Linked DNA regions of Homo sapiens: region 1 is linked to region 2. Evidence: read pairs that join two places in POLR2A ChIA-PET (ENCODE). Cell type or tissue: HepG2. All regions are shown on one strand. Each heading gives the region's core, and the rest is flanking DNA. Links, peaks and the distances in the headings are about the cores only. Region 1 overlaps HECTD2 (HECT domain E3 ubiquitin protein ligase 2). Region 2 overlaps HECTD2-AS1 (HECTD2 antisense RNA 1).

What was found. ChIA-PET counts read pairs that join two places held together with the same protein. Peaks named below come from ENCODE experiments on the same cell type or tissue, not always from the same donor. Only the 100,000 strongest peaks of a DNase experiment are listed, where the experiment ranks them.
Region 1: POLR2A ChIA-PET joins it to region 2 with 5 read pairs; 2 of 35 experiments call an interaction of 5 or more read pairs at or near these places.

The regions. Positions count from the first base shown.
Region 1 is chr10:91,473,889-91,476,810 of GRCh38, forward strand. The region is part of intron 5 of HECTD2 (HECT domain E3 ubiquitin protein ligase 2); the gene reads left to right. All of the region lies in intron 3 of HECTD2-AS1 (HECTD2 antisense RNA 1), which reads right to left. Among named protein-coding and RNA genes, the nearest start is that of HECTD2, 65 kb to the left of the region's middle. In HepG2, for the core only: no CTCF peak of the experiment used is centred there; no DNase peak of the experiment used is centred there.
Region 2 is chr10:91,607,497-91,610,418 of GRCh38, forward strand. The region is part of intron 1 of HECTD2-AS1 (HECTD2 antisense RNA 1); the gene reads right to left. Among named protein-coding and RNA genes, the nearest start is that of HECTD2-AS1, 2.5 kb to the right of the region's middle. In HepG2, for the core only: no CTCF peak of the experiment used is centred there; a DNase peak (open chromatin) is centred at 1,465; H3K4me3 peaks cover 667 bases.

The DNA of each region.
Region 1 (2,922 bases), core at 104-2,603, 130 kb before region 2:
TTTTCTACTGCATTGGGGGTCAGCATTCCTAACTCTCATGTTGTTCAAGGGTCAACTGTATTTATGTGTCACCCTAAAAAATGCCTGCATAAAATTGATGTCTAATGTGTGTAATTAAGAAGAAAAAGCCAAAAGATGGGAGAATAACAACACATAAGTAGAGGAAGCTTATTGGAATTAAAAGTATTCTAAGATGCTCTAAAGAAAGAGTAGAATATTAACTTTAGGCTTGTTAACTATGAATAATAAGAAATCAAAAGTAACCTCTAAAACAGTGCAAGTGGAGCAAATAACTTTCTTAACTGGAGAGTAGGGGAATGGGAAAAAGAAGCATTAAAAAGTGAGTTGAATGAAAACAAAAAATAAGATTGCAGAAACAAGTCCAAATATAGGAATAAGTAATTGAATAACGAATATAAATGCACTAAACTCACTGGTTAGAAGAGACTATCACTTTAGATTTTTAAAAATTATATTCCATGCTAAGCACAAGAGATACCTAAAAAGGTTGAAAGTAAGGGTATATAGAATATATACCAGACACCTTCTAAACCAAAGGAAGTTGAAATCGTTGTTACTAACTTCAGAAGATATGGCCTTTAGGAAAGTAAATACTACAGATGATCAGATGAGGGAGAAATCACTGGAATTGGGAAGGTTATACAGAAGAGGTTGATTTTTATTTGCATCTTGGAAGGATTCAACTTAAGTATGCAAAGAGTTGAGCAGTTAGTCAGTGAGTATGTATTGTCTTGGTGTTGGAGATACAGTGTTAAACAAAAATGCATGTCATATACAGCTCTAAGTAGCTTATATTCTAATTTCTATTGGGGGCAGGTTACAGATAGAAAATAAATGTGAAAACAAATGTGAAGAAAGATAATTTCAGATACTGATAAGTGCTTCGAGAAGATAGGGCAATGTAATAAGAAGTGATTAGTGGTTGCTTTTAGCTAGGAAGCTCAGGGAGGGCCTCTGTAAGGCAACAATTGAGGTCTTAATGATGAAAATAACTGAAACCATGAGAAGATCTGTGAGAGCAGCGCACTAACAGAAGTGACAGCTAATAAAAAGGCCCTGAGAAGGGAACACAATTGGCAAATTCAGAAATAAGGCTTGTGAGACTAAAGCTTGGTGAATTTGGGAGAAAGGAGAAGACTAGGTTGGTAAGAGATGAGACTGCATATGACCATGCAAGTTTAATTGTATGGTAATGGAAAGTCATTGAGTGTTTTCGGCAGGGATCATTTATAGTTAAGAAAGATCTCTCTAGATGCTTAGCAGAAAATGGTCTGTAGTGTGTCAAGAGAAAGGAGTTAGGAAGGCCTTGTAGTAGTTGAAGCAAAAGTTGATATTTGGATTAGCAATTTTGGCAATGAAAATAGAAATGTTCAGACTCATATATTATGGAGTAGAGCTAGTAAAACTTCCAGTACATTGGATGTGGCACTCAAAGGCAAGAAAGACAGGAAACTGAGTGGATGCTGTTGCCATTTAATTAGATGGATAAGGCATTCGTGAAGGAGAGATCAAAGTGTTTAAAAAAGAAGAGTATTCCACCTTGTCAGATGTTGCTGAGACATTTTGTAAGGTTTGGACAGAGAATTGACCATTGTCTTTCATAAGCTATAGATAATTGATGACTTTAATAAGAGTCTAGTAAGACTTTAATATGCCTATTTGGAATGAGTTGACAATGAGAAGAGATAGTACAGATAATTCTTGAGAGCTTTCACTATGAAGGGAAGCAGAGAAATGAGGCGGTAGCTAGAAGATGGCCCAAACGAGATGTTTTAAATAAAGTCAATACATCAGTCAGGGTCCTGGTAGTAAACAGACAACACACTCAAATTGGTAAATTGGGTTATTTACAAAGTTGTTAGCAGAGTAAGTGAGACCATAAGGACAGCATAGTGCCCAGGGGAGAATCTAGAGATGAACTGTGGGTGAGAGGGCTGCTTTACAGGAGATGGGACTTTCACTCTAGGGACACAGCCGACCCATGACAACCATCCCATGGTGACCCTGGAGGTGGGGACCTGAGGGAACAAATACCCCAACTTCACTCTCTTTTCTTTTCTGCTAGTGCTTTCTATTAGCTGAGCCCAATAAGAAGGCAAAGGAGTCTAGTTGATACAGTCCTTCAGAATTGGCCTCTGAGGGCATAGAGCAAAGTGGAGAAGAACAGCAAATCAGTGCCAGTGATGTTAGTCTGCGTTGTTATACTGATAGGAATGTTTTAGTAGAGAGGGAGAAACGGATGATACAGGAGAGATAAGGAAAAACTTTAATAACCATGTCCTTGACAAGATTATGAGAGGGGATGGGATGTAGGACTCAAATGAAGGGATTGACCTTGGTCAAGTGCAGTTGCAGGCAAATTGGTAGAATTTACATAGGGACAGTGAATCTGTTATCTGGGTGCATCTGAGACCTAGAAAGCTTCCCTGTCCCAGGCAGGTATGGAAGCCCAGAGCTCCAGGATCACCACACCTGCTCAATCACCCAGAAATAGGTTTGGAGAGGGAAACAATCATGACACGGACCCCCACGAAGTTTCTCCCTGATGGACTGGGAAGTCTTCTTTGTTGAAGACATTGAGCCAGACTAAGAAGCCTCTAGGCTTCTCAGAAACAGGGCAGACAGAGCAAGAGGGAGGACAGAACAGAGGCCAGAGCCCAGGCAGGATATGGCGCAATGCCACCACCGCAGGCATCCGGGGAGGAGTGCCAAACGGGACTTGGCCAGGAAGGCCAGCATTTGAGTGACAGAGATGCTTGCCCTATCCTGTTGCTGGCTTCTTTCTCCGTCCCTGTGTCAAGCTGTGGCTAGATTTCTCAATGAGGGCAAAGGGCGAGAGGAGTGAGAACCGTCTTCTTGAAGTTCTGTGGGCACCTGCCTGCCCTGTGAGCACCTGTGAGG
Region 2 (2,922 bases), core at 249-2,748:
GCTCTTTAAAAAAAGGTCAGTAAATACACGACTCCTGTCTAATGAAAAGAAAGTTAGCAATTGAAATTCTGAGAATACAATCTCCCACAAAAAATCAAAACCCACTCACTGAGCCAAACAAAAAGCATGCTCACTGACCTCCAATTCTTGGCCATCACTGCCAACTACAAAAGAAATAATTAGAAACAAACAGCCACAGACGCTATACTCTTGAGTTGAAGAGGAAACATCAAGAGCGCATTGCATCCAGTACTGTCATACAAGTCATTCACATAAGCAGAAAGCCACTTTCCAGTCCCTAGATAACTATGGCCAAGCTAGCCCAGCCAAGAACCTCTTCTCATTCTGTACTAGAAGGCCACAAAAGCAGCTCACTCAGAGGGGCTGGGCTGCCTTGCTCCTCTTAATCCAGTCAGGCTCACTGGCCATCCTCAGTCCAGGTTTTTATCTCTTCTCACTTGAGCTACTACAATGACTCCCCCAACTGACCTCTCTGTCTCCCTGAGTCATCCGGCCACTTTTTAATCCTCTGCTCACATTGCATTGCATCCAGAGAAAGACAAATTTCAGTCTGTCTCCCTTTTACCTAAATTTTAAAAAGACTACTTTCCTCAACCTCCATCATTTGGCTACATTCATCCTCATCACAGCCCCAGACTGTGGCCAACCACATTTCTCTCTGCTTTCCCACCACACCATAGTCATTGCCACCTCCTGCCTTTTTTCGTGCTCTGTGGCTTCCAGAAACACCGTCTTTTCCTCTGTGTCTGTCCAAACTCCACCCATCCTTCATATTGCCACTTAAGAAGCTGTTCCCAGACACCCTATCCCTTAAGGGTGCTCCTTTCATTCAACTCCTTACAGCTCCCAATATTTTAAGCACTCCTTTTATTTTCCACTGTCCTGGGCATAGGCCCTGGCCCTGGAGTAGAGCAGGAATCTGACCCAAAACTTCTTTGGGGTCTCCTACTTAATATCTATCCCTCTAAATCCTAATATGTTCTATGAACACAACTGCCCTTGTACATGATGACCCTAAGAACAGCAAAGTTTATATTTGGAGAAACTGCAGACCTCTCCCAGAATGACACATTGCCCTTCAAATCTCACGGAGAAAGAGCGTGTGGGCCAAGTGCCCAGATATCTAGCAAAGAAAGGCAAGTCAGCCTCCTCCCTTCCCCCAACCCGCCACTCTTGCCAGACAGCATTTAAAATGCACTTCAGCGCGTTCCTCTTTTATTTGGAAAGGAAACAAGTCTTGACATTCTGTTTCTCCCATTTCATTAAGGACAGAGGTCATCCCAGGAAGGGGAAGGGTAGTTTCCAAAGAGAACTTGTGAGGGAGTGGAGGTGGGGCAGGGGACGCTCTCGTCCCTTCTCGTTAGCCCACTTTACCCTTTGAAGAGAACAAGCCCAGCTTTCACAGTGAATTATTTGCAGGGTGGCTTCTGCCAGGACTGGGCTCTCGCTAGCTGAGGCAATACCCGGAAGGATTACATGATAGCTCAAGGACAGACAAGGTGTCCAGAAGGAACTGGCCGGAGGAGGTGACACTGAGACAGCCTGGAGATAAGGGGGTAGAAAAGGGAGAAGGGAGGAGGTAGGGGGTGTGTGTTAAATAGAAACTCAGAAAAAGCTAAACCTGTACATTTCTCTCTCTCTCTCTCTCTCTCTGTCTCTCTGTCTCTCTCTCTCTCTCTCTCTCTCACACACACACACACACACACACACACACACACACAGGCATGCACAGAAACACATTCTTTGCTTTCCCTCCCCATCTGTAACTCCCCAAGGCATTTCTATAAATAAACGATAGGCCCCTGAGCCTGCAATAGGACCATTATTAACTCTTGCAGTGTTCTGGCTATAAGTGTGTGAACACTTTTCCTCACTTCATGGTTTGCAAAGCCTTTTCCCATATGTAATCTCCACCTGACTCCTACATCACACACTTGAAAAGTCCTTTAGCTTCTCCTCATCATTCCCATATATAGAATTGGGCACCCCACACCCACACTCTCAAAGTTCTTAGCCTTAAAGCTGTAAGTTTCAAGTTGGCTACTCCAAAAATTTCTTATGGTTTGAGCCACATTATCTATTTTCAAAATTATCAAATATTGTACATATTTATGGGGTACAATGTGATATTTCGATATATGTATACATTGTAGAATGATCAAATCAAGCTAATTTAACAGGCTCATCAACTCACATACTTACGATTTCTTTGTGATGAGAACATTTAAAATCTATCTTTTAGCAATTTTGAAATATGCAATATATTATTATTAACTATAGCCACCATGCTGTGCAACAGATCCCCAGAACTGACTCCTCCTGTCTAAAAATGAAACTTCGTACACCTTGACCAACATTTCCCCATTCCCTATCTGCCCCCACCTATCAGCCTCTTATAACTACCATTCTACTCTCTACTTCCATGAGTTTGAAGTTTTTAGATTTCACATTCTAAGTGAGATCACATAGGATCTATCTTTCTGTGCCTGGCTTATTTCACTTAGCATGATGTCCTCCAGGTTAATTCATGTTGTCATCACAAATAACAGAATTTTCTTCTATCTTAAGGATGAATAGTATTTTGTTGTGTATATATACTAAAATTTTTATCCATTCATCTATTGATGGTCACTTAGGTTATTTCCATATCTTGGGTATTGTGAATAATGCTGCAATTCACATGGGAGTGCAGATATCTCTTCAACGTATTGATTTCAATTCATTTGGATGTACACCCAGAAGTGGGATTGCTGGATCATATGGTAGTTCTATTTTCCATTTTTTCGGGAACCATCATACCGCTTTCCAAAATGGCTGTACTAATTTACATTCTCACCAACAGTGTACAAGAGTTCCCTTTAATCCAGAGGCCTTTACATGCATAATGTCACTTAAATTCCA